4 separate regions of the Homo sapiens genome follow, and regions 2, 3 and 4 are each linked to region 1. Evidence: chromatin contacts called from ENCODE Hi-C or POLR2A ChIA-PET data. All regions are on one chromosome and are shown on one strand. The core of a region is the stretch at or near the end of the contact, and the rest is flanking DNA. Distances in the headings are between cores, read along the strand shown.

Region 1 (3,553 bases), core at 326-2,825:
ATGTCAGCTCAGCACAAAATTATTTGCAATTTTTAACTACATGGTAAAATAATACAAAAAAAAATGATGGTCTAAGTATTTCATCTAGCATTGTGCTAAGTGATCTATAAAAGATAGGGTTTCTCAGCTCCTTGCTCTAAAGAAACATCCACTATCTAATTCAGGAAGGTTCTGATTCAATAAAGAATTGAGACACAGCTGAACCAAATAAATTGCATGAATGCTTAACTACGTTCGTTGTTAAACTTAAAGCTTTTAAATGGTAACGATATTTGGAAGTTTTTAAAGCGTGAACTCTGACTGTAATCCAATCATGTGATCCCATGGGATCCGGAGCATAAATGTAAAATATGCACATTCCCTGTCCGTAAAGGCTTTCTGCTACCCCGTTCATTGCCTACCCACTGTCCCTAGCTGTCCATCCCATATTTAAATCCTTGTGGGGGGAAGTGGGTATTTCCAAAGACAGCAGCATTGTAGCGACTAGGACGAGTGATAAACCGTTCCTTTACGGGAAAGAAATAAATACTACATGGAGCAAAAACATGACACGATCAAAAAGCGTAAAGACAGTTGCAAGGAGAAAAAACATGAATGAATGTGGAGGGCGGAGCCTGGGAAAACCCCTCTGCAACGCTGCACTGAACAAAGCGCTTCGCATGCCAGGAGGAGGGGGGGAATGGAAGTGCCAGCTCAGGAAGGAGCCTGGAGTGGATGCAGAGAGCTGAGGAGGAGGAGGACGAGATGAGGCGAGCGCGGCAGCCCTGAGACTCCTCCTCGCCGCCTGCTCCGCCGCCGCCCCCTCCCCTCTCCAGCCAGCAACTCCTTCCCGAGCCCGACCCCAAGGCGAGCCCGAGCCGACCCGCACCCCAACCCACCGCCCCCTTCCCAACTGCAGCTGGCGCGCACTCCCAACCCGGAAAGAAACTACCCAGGTGGCCGGGAGTAAACAGGCACTTAGAGCAAAGAACGAAAGGGAAAGAAACCCACAAAGCCGGGAGGTTGGGATGCCGAGGCCTGGTCTCTTTCACCCCCCACCCTCTTGCAAAATGCGTCTGCGGCTGGAAGGCGGCTGGGGAGGCTGGGTCCCTCTGTACCTGCTCGGCTCGCGCGCGGCGAGGGCGCCCAGAAGTGCCAAGGGTCTCCCGCACGCAGCCATCCCCTCTGCAAGGTCGGCGGTTGCACACACACGCACACACACACACACACGCGCGCCCGCACGCCCCCCGCCCGCCGAAGGGATGTGCTCCTGCCCCCCCCCCCCTCCGCCCCGCCGCCCTCCCCAGCTGCAGCGCCCCCGCCGCGGAGCCCGCGCCGAACCTGCTGCCAGGACGCCCGGCGGAGCCGCTGCCGCTGCAGCCGGCCCTGGAGCTGCGCTGCTGATGGCGGCGGCCGCGGCTCGGGATCTCCGCGACCCCCGCGCGGCGGCGGCGGCGGCGCCTGGGATCCCTCCTTCACTTGACAACCCCAAACACAAACATAACCTCCTCCGGCGGCCGCCGCTCCCCGGTCCCCCGCTCCGTCCGCCACCCTGCCGCCGCCCAGCAGCCGCCACGCTGAAGGCCGGCGACTGGCGCTCACACCACCCAGCACTGAAATATTAAACAGGGGAGCGGGCCGGGGGGCGGGGGGGGGAGCGCGGGGCGCGCGGGCGGGGGCCGCAGCCGCCGGGCGGAGGAGGCGGCGAAGCTCGCCGGCGCCCGGAGCCACGGCATGATCGCGGCCGCCAGGGAGCCGGGCAGCCGGGCTGGGGGGCGCGCGCCGCGGCGGGGCGGGCGGACAGACCCTGGGGCCGCGGGGCCCGGGGCGGGAAGGACGGGCGCGGGCTTTACCTCTCCCCCGGGGCAGAGTAGGGCACGTTTAGCGTCTTTGGGGCCGGCGGGAGGAACGCGGGCCGGGCGGCGCGGGGGAGGCAGGGCGAAGGTCGGAGGCTTTCCCGCGGGTGGGCGGGGCGGCAGGGGATCCCCGGGGGCGGGAGGAGGGGAGGCCGCGGGCGGCGACGCGTGGGCGGGGGAGGGGGCGTCCCCGCGGGGGCTGGGGTTGAGGCCGGGGCGAGGGGCGCGGGACGCCCAGGCGCCGGGGCCCAGCTGGGCCGGCGCGGCCGCCAGCTCTGACCGGGTGTAGGGACTGGATGGGCGCCCGGCCCGGCACGAACCCGGAGCCAGTGCCCCGGGTCTCCCCGGCGGGGCGGGCCCCAGACCGCGCCGGCCCCGCCACCTACCCGCCGCTTCGCCCCTCCCCGCCCCGCCCGGCCGAGCCGCCGCAGGGACGGGAGGGGGACGCGGGAGGAGGTGGCAGCGCAGCCCGGGGGGGAGGGGCGGGGTTAGGGACGCGGGGGGCGGGAGCCCTGGGTCGCGACGCCTGGGGAACCAGCACACGGCGGGGGCGGAGGGGCGGGCCCGGCCAGTCACGCGGCCCCGGGAAGGCCTGGCGGGGTCGCTCAGTTGGGGGCGGTTGGTCCGGGAAGAGGGACGGGACGGGCGGGGCCGTAGTTTCTCTTTACCGTCTCTTTACTTTCTACAGCAGGATGTGGGCCGGCCGCTGACGTCATGGGGTCTCCCGGCCCCGCCCCTCGCCCGGGCAGAATGGGGGAGGGGGAGGCGGGGGGGGGGGGGGACCCCAAGGGGGTTTCCTCAGCAACGCGTAGAAGGAAGGGGAAAGTCATTGTGAAACTTAAAACTCATTAACTTTGAAAAACAACTTTTAAAAAAACGGAGGGGGCAGGGTGTTGGTTTGGAGAGTGGAAGGGGACATGTTAACCCTGAACTGAAACCACTTTTTGGTGGCGGATGTTCTATTAAAAGAGCGAGGAAAGCCAAGGTTATTCCAGAGGCCGCTCCAAAGCCCCGCTGGTGCTTCCCAGTGCCGAAGCTGCGAGCGCAATTAACCCCTGCCTGCCAGCCTGACAGCTTATAGGGCCAACCCGGGAGGGGACTTCGGGGACAGAAAAGGGGGGTGCGGGGCTGGTCGTCGGACCGGGCTCCAGGGAAGAGGGGAGAGCGTGAAAGGGGAAGAGGGAGTAATTAGCATGAACCAAGGTGTGACCCCGGCTGCTAGAAAGCAGTAGAGAAAGCAAGGAGTGGAAATCCATGGCAAAGCAGTGAAGAGGGGCTGGACCAGGGTAACGAAGGTTTTCAGGGTTAGACCTAAAGAACGTTCGCAGTTTGGGGCACAGAAATTCCACAGGTCCACCTCAAGAAGCAAAAGTGGCTGGTTTAACGGGCCACCTCAAACTTGAGAGGAATAAGGTGAAACAAAATTGATGCAAAAAAAAAAAAATCCCTGATGAAACTAAACTGGTTTCCCCTTTTAAGGAATAAAAATGCTAAACGACCATACAACCACTAAGACAGCTGGCCATCTGTGCAAACTTGAATTGTTTTGTTCCCTTGGGCTTCCATAACGACGTCTAGGTTTTTCCTGCTGGAGTTGACCCCTAAAATTCCCCTGAGGAAATCGTACCTCTGGCTCATTTGAGCTAAGAAAAGCTCAAACCACCAGAATGGGAATGATTAAAAATGGAATACTCAGTAATGGCGAGTGTGTAGCCAAA
Region 2 (3,557 bases), core at 382-2,881, 620 kb after region 1:
TTTATTTTCCATATCTCAGATACAAATATGTATTCACCCGTATATGATATCAGTGTGTTTCTACATTTTTATGTGTCCTTTTATTTATTTTTTTTACAAATTATAATCAGATATAATTATAGGGTGCACAGTGATGTTATGGTGTATGTATACAACGAGGAATGTTGGAATCAAGCTAATTAACATATCCATCCCCTTAAATACTTATCATTTATTCCTCTTGTCTAACTTTCTACCCCTTTACCACCACCTCCCCATTCCCTGACCTCCAGCCTCTGGTATTTTTACATTATTTGGAGCAAAAATCATTTTACCATCATTTTGCTCTCTATTAGTTAAATTATTCTAGATTCCACATATGAGTGAGAGCAGGCAGTATTTGTCTTTCTGTGCCTGGCTTATTTCACTTAGCATAATGTCTTCCATATCCATCCCTGTTGTTGCAAATTATAGGATTTCTTTCTTTTTAAGGCTAAATTGTATTCCATTGTGTGTATATACCACATTTTCTTTATCCATTCGTTCACTGATGGACACAGGAAAATTTCCTATTTTAGCTATTATAAACAGTGCTGCAGTAAACATGGGAGTACAGATATCTCTTCAACATAATTTCAAGTCCTTAGGATATATATATCCCGAAGTGGAACTGCGGCATCTATATGGAATTTTTAAAAGATTTCATTGGCCGGGCGTGATGGCTCAAGCCTGTAGTCCCAGCACTTTGGGAAGCCAAGCCGGGTGGATCACGAGGTCAGGAGTTCAAGACCATCCTGGCTAATATGGTGAAACCCCATCTCTACTAAAAAATACAAAAAAATTAGCCGGGCATGGTGGCTTGCACCTGTAATCCCAGCTACTCGGGAGTCTGAGGCAGGAGAATCACTTGAACTGGGAGGCGGAGGTTGCAGTGAGCAGAGATCATGCCACTGCACTCCAGCCTGGCAACAGAGCAAGATTCTGCAAGATTCTGTCTCAAAAAAAAAAAAAAGAAAGAAAAAAAAAAAAAGAAAAGATTTCATTGGTTGGTAAGTAATGATACATAATACATACATATTTGGTAAATAACAAATACAACAAATATGTGTTGTCGTGTAGTCTTGAGGTCATTCAGATGATGTATGTTTTGTAAAGTCTTCGTGGGTTCTGGTATGGTGCATTATGACAGATCTCAAAATTGTGTTGCTAGAGCTCAAGATTAAAAAGGACATTTTAGAGAGTTTGTGGCCAAAACAAGGCTTGCCTATCATTACAGTCTCCCAGCAGTCTCATCTAAAGTCTAAAAAAGCTCATTCACAATCCACTCAGTGTCAACAGGTGAGGGCTACTAGCTGATACTAGAGTTATCAATACCGATGATAGGCACAGCAAATGGAACCGTGCAGCTCATTAGAAGATACTTACGAACCACTTAAACTTAAGAACTTGGCTTTAGTGAGTTAAAAATGCAGAGTATGCCCTGCAAAACCAGTTTCCACTTGAGCAAGAATTTGTTAGTTCTTATCACAGCCAACCATCTTCCGGAATTTGAATGGCCCTAAACCTAATTTGGCGTTTTGGACAGGACAATAGGTACTTGCGTGACATGGTTGGGGAATAACGCACAGCTGTTTCCCATTTAGGTCACTTTGATCTATGACTGAGCCAAATACCTGGGCCTGTCCCCAGCCAAACTACACCCCAGAGGAATGAAGGAAATAGAGCAGAATTTTAGGAGCAGGGATCTCAGTACTTTTTTAATCAAGTTTTTATTCATCAAATATTTGTTGGATGCTGTAGAAGTGTTCTCAAACATTCATGTCCGTAAGATTTGCCTAGGACAGTCCCACGACCAAGACAAACAGAATTTGCAGTTGAGTCACAGAGCCTGGGAATCTACATTTAACCAGCCTCATAGGTGATTCTGATAAGAGACCTCCATGGACTACTTTGTAAAATGTTTAGTTTGGTCTCCAGAATGAATAAACAACAGTTCCCTGCCCTCTGGAGCCTCAAAGTCCAGGGAATGGAGATACACTATTGTGACATTATGTGATTAATAGAGGGCCTGGTGACAGTGAAGGAGGAAAGGAAGACTCTGTCCAGGGGATACCAAGGGGTTGCCAGAAAGACAAGGAGAAAGGGCATTCTAGGCAGGGGAACAGCCTTTACATGCCATAACCATGAGAAATTATGGAATAGGAGGGGACCGAGAGCAGCCTCAATGTTTAATAAATTAGCAGACTCAGGTATTTCTTTATAGCAACACAAATGGACTGAGACAAATGGAAGTATGGGACGAGAAGGCTGGCCCCTGGTTTAAATGGGATGAACTTATCCAGAGAAAGCAGGAGCATGAACATGTGTGGGGCCCAAGGGTGAATCACAGTTTGATGTGATGGGAAGGTGAAGGGCACTGCAGAGGTGGACAAGGCAGGAGAGAATGTAAAGAGAAGAGTGGACTGCCATTCACCAGCACAGTCATTTCAATTCTATTTTGTAGGCAACAGGAAGTTGGCAAAAGTCTTTAAGCAGAAAGTGAACATGAGAAGATATGAAGTTTGTCTATGGAAGTATCTAATATTTTGAAGATGTTCATTCAATTAATATCTCCTGAGGACCTGGTGTATTGGCCCATTCAGGCTGCTATACCAAATAACTAGGACTGAGTAACTTACAAACAACAGAAAGTGATTGCTCCCAGTAGTGGAGGCTGGAAGTCTAAGATCAAGGCGCCAGCAGATTCAGTGTCTGCTGAGGTCCCTCTTCCTCATAGATAGTGCCTTCCAGCTGGGTCTGCATGTGGTGAGAGGAGCAAAAGACTCCTTCAGGCCTCTTTTATAAGGGGACTAATTCCATTCATCAGGACACTGTCCTCATCTCCTAATCACCTCTCAAATGCCCCACTTCCTAATAATAACACCTTAAGAATTAGGTTCCAACATATGAATTTTGGGGGGGACACAAAAATCTGAACCATAGCACCTACCGTGTTCCTAACAGTGTTCTATAGAGGCTAGAAGAGGACCTCACAGCTAGGAATTGTTGTAACAGTCTGAGCAATTAACGTCTAAACTAAGAAAGTGGCAAGGGACACACAGAGAGGGAACTGAATGCGTCAACAAGATTGGATTTGAGATTTAATTTAAAAAGACAACAACACAGAATATGGTGACTGGTTGGATTGAAGATGCAGTGGGGAAAAGATCTGCAGTGTTTTGGGGCAGAGGGACTGAGAATACGGTAATGACATGGGTAATGACTGGGAGAACAGACAGGCAAAAGACAATAGTTTGGATGTTTGTCCCTCCAAATCTCATGCTGAAATTTAACCCCCAATGTTGAAAGTGGGGCTGGATTGAAGGTGTTTGGGTCATGGGTGCAGACCCTTCATTAGTGCAGATTAGATTAGTGTCTTCCCTTGACAGGGTGGTGAGTGGGTTTTTAATCTATTAGTTCCCACAAGAGCTGGTTGTTAAAAAGAGCCTGGCACTTCCGCCCTTTCTTGCTTCCTCTCTCATCACCTGATCTCTGCACATGCAAGCTTCCCTTCCTCTTCCAACATGACTGGAAGCTCC
Region 3 (3,702 bases), core at 424-2,923, 650 kb after region 1:
GACTGATCAAATTTCCTTTCTCCAGGATTCTTACCAACAGTAAAGACTGATAAAACACATTTGTGCTGCTGTGTTTTTCAAAAGCTCGGCCATATAATAACTTTAACAGACTCCCTAAATTTCAAACATTTCCTTGATGTAGGATGATCACAATAGAAAGGAATGTTATTCTCATCCAGCCATCGGTAAGCTTTTGTCTTCCTTAATCCCAGAAACTAAATCACTGGCTACCTCAGAGGCTCTGACCTAAATCTTAATTGATGCCCACTGCACTTTCAGACCACTGTGTGTGATTTTAACCAGACAAACCAAGGAGGAAGGATTAATGAAGAAAGCCTAATATTTTGACCAATCATAGAGTCCACTGCAGTGCCCTTTCCATTTTAATTGAGCTTTATACGGTTCTCCTCTCGAGGTAACCCTCCTTTCTTAATGTTCAGTACAGCAAAAACTAATCTAGGTTTTCTTTTTAATGTTTGATTTATCTCTTCAATCTTGGTGCTAGGTAACAACATTGGATCAAAATATTAACAGCCAAGATTTAGATATTATTTTACAATTAACACAGCACATTGACTCATATTATTTCACTTTCACAGTGGTCCTGGGGCATGTTTATTGTATCTCCCACTCTACAGATAGTGAAACTGAGGAGATCACGGTGGGAAAGATGACGTAACTCACATGAAGTTGGGCAACTGATCAGATGACACAGCTAGGACTGAAGCCTGGGTCCCCTAAGTCATTTGCTTAGAGCTCATTCAATGACGAGGCAACTCCTTGCTGTGCATCCTTTCAGCACACGTTGTTGGTGTGAAGACGCTGGTTTTCATCAGACTAAAATGCATCTTACTTCAAGATAGGCAGTTTCTGTTTTGGTTTCCACCTCTCATACATTGCTTTTAAAGTGCCAACCTCTAATGGCTATCCCATGAGAAAATCTACTGTAAGTATGAAGTGACCCTTTGGTACTACCAGTTTTTCATCCTAAATCCCTTTTCTTTCTTCTTTCTTTTCCTTTCTCTCTTTCTTTCTTTTTTCTTTCTTTCTTCCTTTCTTTTTCTTTTTTCTTTCTTCTTTTATTTCTCTCTCTCTCTGTCTTGCTCCCCCTTTCTTTCTTTCTTCATTTCTTTCTTTCTTTCTCTCTGTCTTTCTCCTTTCTTTCTTTCTCTTTCTTTCTTTCTTTCCTTCCTTCCTTCCTTCCTTCCTTCTTTCTCAGACTCTCACTCTGTCACCCACGCACAATCTCGGCTCACTGCAACCTCTGCCTCCCAGGTTCAAGTGATTCTCCTGCTTCAGCCTGCTGAGTAGCTGGGGTTACAGGCACATGCCACCACACCCGGTTACTTTTTGTAGTTTTAATAGAGACTGGGTTTCACCTTGTTGGTCAGGCTGGTCTCAAACTCCTGACCTCATGATCTGCCCACCTTGGCCTCCCAAAGTGCTGGGATTACAGGTGTGAGCCACCACGCCCAGCCTCTTTCTTTTTTTGACTGTGTCTCTTGCTCTGTCACTCAGGCTGGAGTGCAGTAGCACAATCTCGGCTCACGGCAACCTCTGCCTCCTGGGCTCAAGTGATTCTCCAGCCTCAGCCCCCCGAGTAGTTGGGTCTACAGATGCATGCCATCACATCCACCTAATTTTTGTATTTTTAGTAGAGACAGGGTTTCACCATGTTGGCCAGGCTAGTCTTGAATTCCTGAGCTCAAAGTGATCCGCCCACCTCGGCCTCCCAAAGTGCTGGGATTACAGGCGTGAGCCACTGCGCCCGGCCCCATTTTATTTTCTTTCTTCTTTTTCTTGGCATTTGTTATGATCAAGCCTTTTTTTTAAGTACTGAATATCCATGGACTCCTTCCAGTTTTACCTCATCAAAATGTGCTTGCAGGGAAGGATTTGGTCTTGTTGATTTCAATTAATGTAACTCCAAGCCACCACTCTTCTGCTATTCACCTTTTAATCTATATTTCTTACTATACATAAGAAGCTTTGCTTCTCTACTTATTTCAAGGAGTGTAGGGTGAAGATGAGGTTTTTAAATCACGGTATCTTTCTTCAGTCCTTTCCTCCAAATTCTACACGTAGATGTACTGTGCTTCAGCCAACTTATCTCTAACTAGGACATTCAGATCTACTAACTAAGCTATGACTTATTATAGGCAGGCGGTCAGCAGGAAGAGCTGTTTTTTTTTGAAAGTAGGACAAGAATAGGTCTATGGAATGTTGGGGTCACTTGGTTTCCTCAATGGAAAGAAACGGGATGTTTCTGCATTAACTAGAACACTTGAAAGGTAGGGAGGGGTGAGGGTGATTGAGAAATGATTTCAACAAACAGAACATTAAGTACTCTGTTTGTCAGACAGCGTGTTCCCATCTGGGGGGTGAGTGGCAGAAAACATAGTCGCCATCATGAGAAGAGCTCCCCTAAATCTGCCCACCCACCTCCAACTCTTGCTCCAGTCAGTTTTTCTGAATGCCCAGCCTGCTACACTGACCCTCACCGCTCTTACCCCGGTGCCAGGGTGAGAGAGGCCAGGGATCAGGTAAGGAAAGAGGAGAGGAAATGCAGAGGCTCCATTTGGCTTATAAAGGAACTGTACCATAATAGTTATTATTGTTTAAAAAAATAGCATGACATCCATTCTATTTCTCTCCCTCTTCTTCAAAGATATTTCAGCCTCAGGGACTTTCTGCTTGTTAGTGGGATGGCGAAAAATGCATGATAGATTTCTAGTTAGTAGGTAGAAGGGACGGGAGATTACATCCTAATACAGTAGAGTAACTATGTTTTATTGAGCACTTAATATGTACTGAGTGAACACACCTGCTTTGATTCACAACCACTTAATGAGGGAACTTTGGAGCCTCCTTAAGGGTTACAAGCAAAAGCTGTGGAGTCAGCTTGCCTGGGTTCAAATCCTAGTTGTGCCATGTACCTGCTGTGTGGCCTTGGTATAGTTACTTAACCTCTCCATGAATCAGCTTCCTCACCTTAAAATGGAGATAATTATAATGTCACACACCTTTGGGGGGAATTCCCAAGGCCACCCCCAGGTTCAATGACTCATTAGGAGGACCCACAGGATTCATCATAGAGACATGCCCACAGCTAAGTTCTATTACCTCAAAGACAAATCAGAATCAGCAAAGGGGAAAGCAACAGAAGAAACCAGACATGAGCTACCAAGAGTCCTCTCCTAGGGGAGTCACACAGGACATACTTAACTCCTCCAGCAACGAGTTATGACAGGTATGAAATGTTGTCTACTAGGGAAGCTCAGTAGATACTTAGTGCCAGAGTTTTGATTTGGAGCTGGTCACTTAGACACCCTCTGTCTGGCATGTACACAAATTCCAGACTCCCAGAAGGAAAGCAGGTGTTCAGCATAAACCATGTTGTTTGCACACACAGTTAAGTCACAGTGAGCCACTCATATCACGGACCAGCAGGAACCCCTCACATGTTCCCAGATGCCAGCCAAGGGCCAGCCTTGCAAGCAGGATTGAGACAGCAGTCTCAGACCTGCTATGTGAACTCTTTACTGCTTGCTACCTTTTGATTGTTGTGAGATTACATAAGGTAATATATATATCTGTTGCTTACAACAGTGCCTAATTTGTGGGAAGCCCTACAGATTTTTTTAGCCCTTACTATTATGCAGAAAAAAAAATACTCAGGTTTAGAATGACTACACAGTCAAA
Region 4 (3,366 bases), core at 492-2,991, 570 kb before region 1:
GCGTGGGTTATTCATGCCTCCCCTTTTTAAACCCTATAGGGTAACTTCATGATGTTGCCATGGCATTTGTAAACTATCACAGTGCTGGTGGGAGTGTAGCAGTGAGGACAACCAGAAGTCACTCTTGTCTTGACTGGGTGGGTTTTGGCAGGCTTTTTTTACTGCAACCTGTTTTATCAGCAATGTCTTTATGACCTGTATTTTGTGCGACCTCCGATCTCATCCTATGACTTAGAATGCCTAACTTAGTAGGAATGCAGCCCAGCAAGTATCAGCCTTATTTTACCCAGCTCCTATTCGAGATGGAGTTGCTCTGGTTCAAACACCTCTGAGTCTTCTGACTTACAGGCCGAGTGTTAGAGATTCAATCTTCATAGATGGGAAATCCCCTAGAGATCAATTACATATTTAAAGCACCTCTTTTTGCAGAGGAAAAACAAAGGGGCAGGGAATGATTATCCCAATGTCTGTCACTGGGGGAGGTAAAATTTCCTAGGAGTTAATGGGAGAGTCAAGACCAAAACACAGGTTTCAGGACTCTTCTTACCTGATGAGTGGAACTTTTAATTTTTATTTAGTTAAGTGTTTTGGCCAGTAATTAGCAACCCTTTATGAGGTAGTTATGCCTATAAGACATCCAACAATGGTCCTCTATTGAGTCTACTAGAAAAAAATAACAGTTTTATTAAAAGGCTTGATAACTATGTGATGTTAGTCCAGAGTACCTATGAAGTGATGAACCTCAAGATGCCTATGAATTTAGAAATAAAATAAAATTCAGTCAATAAAATACAACGCTACATTGCAAAGCCAGATCTTCAAAAGCCAGTATGGGGCACAGAACGTGGTAACTGGATAAAAAGTATTTCATTGTTGTTATTTATTTTGTCATCCTTGAGGAAACAGTCCCTAATGGCAAGTCACTTGACTTATAAACTAACAGACTTCATTAAATCGATATTGATTGATTTGACATCAGCAGTCACTCACTGAGGTTCATTCAGTCCACGCATCTGAAAACACTGGGGGATCATGCTTGCCCCTAAGGTGCCGTGACTTTGGTACACAACACCTAAATGTCTCCAGAAAGTTCACAGATGCCTGGCTAGCCGCCATCACTCCGAGTGCAAAGGATGCCCAGTGCCCAGCTGATTCCATCACGACAGCGTCCTTAACAATAGCTGTGGACTATTGCTTGTTTAACCTAGCTTCAGGGACCAACATCATTCGTGGAGAGGGAGCGAGCAGGAGTCTGGTCAGTCACGTCCAGCCTTGGCGCCTAAAATTAGGCAGGGCTGTGGAGTAACATGAGCGGTTTGGGCGTCCACTGTCCGGCTCCAGTATCCCCGAGTCCAGAGGCAACAGGAGTCTCTAGTCATTATGCATGTAGAGAAATCAAAGAATTCGAGAGCAAGGGCCTGGAATGCCTGGCTGCCTCCCAGCTCTCTTACGAAGAAATAAATTCCATTGTTGTCTCACTCTCCTTTCCGTACTCTCAGAATCAGCAGTTACTGTACGCCAGCACCTTTCACTCTCCAAGGAGACTGCTCAGCTACAGCAGGAAGCACAGGGATCTTAAAACATAAACTCACAGTGCTCCCCACATTGATCTCCCACACAAACCCATCTCTCCTGTCAGGGACTGTGGGCTTCGTGACTTTCTCCATGTGCTGGACTGTCGCATGGTCACTGTTGCCAGGGACTCTTTGAACTAATCCCAAGCCTATGTCAGAAAAGCCTGTGATCGATTCCCAGTGCCATCCTGAACCACAAGATTGGAATATCGCACCTTTCAACTGCCTGGGCTGATAAACAATACAGCATGTACTCAGCTTCATAAACACTCTGCCTTGTTACAAAGGGCATTGCAAACTCGCCGTGATAGGACTTGACCTTAAAAGCTATAGACAATCTAGCGGAGCACAGACGGTTTCATAAAGTACAATCACTTCCTGGAATTCTTGGGCCAGTGCAGTCGGAGCCGTGCAAATCCTGTTTTCCTTGCATTGTTTCCTGCATGTGAATATCATCAGTCTAGCAGGTCTGTAACCATGGCACTTGTAAATAGCCGAGGGGCGACTTCTGATAAAGGCATACAGTTTTAAGAAGCTTTTTTTTTAAGACAAGCCTAAGTCAAGCTCTACAAATGCCATATAGTAACAACCAAGTCGACAAATTGCATTTTCTAAAGCACATATATCCAGATCCAGATTTGTTTTTAAATCACCAAGGGAAGCAGAATCGATGCCCATTGTATTGAGGGTACCGTGAGTTGTTTTTCACTTGTTGTAATGTGAATTTCCACGCCAAATCCATAGAGATGGACACTGACTACAATTGCTAGCAATTCTTTCCACAGTATGTTTCCTTTTCCACTGAATGGGGTTGGGAAATTTTAATTGCTCCATCCTTCAGTTTCTCCAATCAGCAAGAGGAAGAGAAAACACCAGTTATTTCTTGGAATGCTCAGTTTAAAACTTTCTCTTCAAAAGTTTGACACCACTCTTCCTACTCCAACTTTATTTGGTGCTTGACAGGCTCTTATTTAAGCTTTGAGATGATATGGTGAATGAAACGTGTGGTCTCAGCTACTCAGGAGGCTGAGGTAGGAGGATCACTTGAGTCCGGGAGGCGGAGGCTGTTGTGAGCTATGGTTGCACCACTGAACTCCAGCCTGGGCAACAGAGCGAGACCCCCACCTCAAAAAAAAAAAAAACAAAACAAAACAGGGAGACACAAACAAATAGACTGCTTTAAGTTTCTGGAAAATCCAAAGATGTTTACTAGATTTGCTGCAAATGCCTCAGTATGTAAAGTTTGAATTGGCTGAATCAATCCTGATTCTTCCGCTTTCTATATTATTGAATTGTTGGTTAAACTGACAATAAAAGTTAAAATTCTTAGCAGATGTAAAATGTGATGGATATTGGGCGAAGTGTCGACAAAAGTGTTTTAGGCTGAGAAGGATATCCTTGGGAGAGAAAGAAAAGAAGAGACCACTCATACAATAGTATGAGACTATTGCTTATGTTTTCATAGACTTATGTTTAATTTTTTAAGATTCAGAAGTCTTTCTGAAACTTTATTTTCTCTCTCTCTCTTTTTTTTTGAGATGGGGTCTCTCTCTCTCTCTTTTTTTGAGATGGAGTCTCTCTCTCTCTCTCTCTCTCTCTCTCTCTAGCTTGGGCTGGAGTGCAGTGGTGCAATCATAGCTCACTTCAGCCTCAATCTTCCAGGCTCAAGTGATCTTCCCGCCTTGCCTCCTAAAGTGCTGGGATTATAGGCATTAGCCACAGTGCCTGGCATATTTCTATTTCTGAATTTTAAATTAAAATCAGTAACATCTGACCAATATCTTCACTTGAG

Evidence for each region. A loop is a pair of places that touch in the nucleus more often than their neighbours do. ChIA-PET counts read pairs that join two places held with the same protein, here RNA polymerase II (POLR2A). Pooled maps may share reads with other maps.
Region 2: a loop to region 1 is called in a pooled map, with 3 times the contacts of the local background. The contact joins the enhancer-like site here to the promoter of HIVEP1 in region 1. A Hi-C loop is called at or near these places in 2 of 168 maps with a recorded cell type or tissue (CD4-positive, alpha-beta T cell and naive thymus-derived CD4-positive, alpha-beta T cell), 2 of 37 single-sample maps with no recorded cell type and 9 of 50 pooled maps.
Region 3: a loop to region 1 is called in a map of natural killer cell, with 10 times the contacts of the local background. The contact joins the enhancer-like site here to the promoter of HIVEP1 in region 1. A Hi-C loop is called at or near these places in 1 of 168 maps with a recorded cell type or tissue (natural killer cell), 1 of 37 single-sample maps with no recorded cell type and 7 of 50 pooled maps.
Region 4: a loop to region 1 is called in a map of endothelial cell of umbilical vein, with 12 times the contacts of the local background. The contact joins the promoter of LINC02530 here to the promoter of HIVEP1 in region 1. A Hi-C loop is called at or near these places in 1 of 168 maps with a recorded cell type or tissue (endothelial cell of umbilical vein), 4 of 37 single-sample maps with no recorded cell type and 4 of 50 pooled maps. POLR2A ChIA-PET finds 5 or more read pairs at or near these places in 1 of 52 experiments (GM12878).

The regions. Positions count from the first base shown.
Region 1 is chr6:12,010,334-12,013,886 of GRCh38, reverse strand. It overlaps HIVEP1 (HIVEP zinc finger 1), which reads right to left and starts at 1,575. Exons shown (of 9, transcript NM_002114.4): 1 at 1,321-1,575. RefSeq lists silencers at 1,421-1,560, 1,741-2,650 and an enhancer at 2,980-3,524.
Region 2 is chr6:11,388,170-11,391,726 of GRCh38, reverse strand. No RefSeq gene overlaps it. Among named protein-coding and RNA genes, the nearest start is that of TMEM170B, 150 kb to the left of the region's middle. Within about 2 kb of position 1,631, at least 8 of the 41 ENCODE cell types and tissues checked have a DNase peak (open chromatin) inside an H3K27ac peak, as active enhancers do.
Region 3 is chr6:11,363,780-11,367,481 of GRCh38, reverse strand. It overlaps a transcript of NEDD9 not described here. Among named protein-coding and RNA genes, the nearest start is that of NEDD9, 130 kb to the right of the region's middle. RefSeq lists a silencer at 2,072-2,366. Within about 2 kb of position 1,673, at least 18 of the 41 ENCODE cell types and tissues checked have a DNase peak (open chromatin) inside an H3K27ac peak, as active enhancers do; they include natural killer cell, where a contact is called at or near this core.
Region 4 is chr6:12,583,779-12,587,144 of GRCh38, reverse strand. It overlaps LINC02530 (long intergenic non-protein coding RNA 2530), which reads left to right and starts at 1,741. Exons shown (of 2, transcript NR_149140.1): 1 at 1,741-2,041.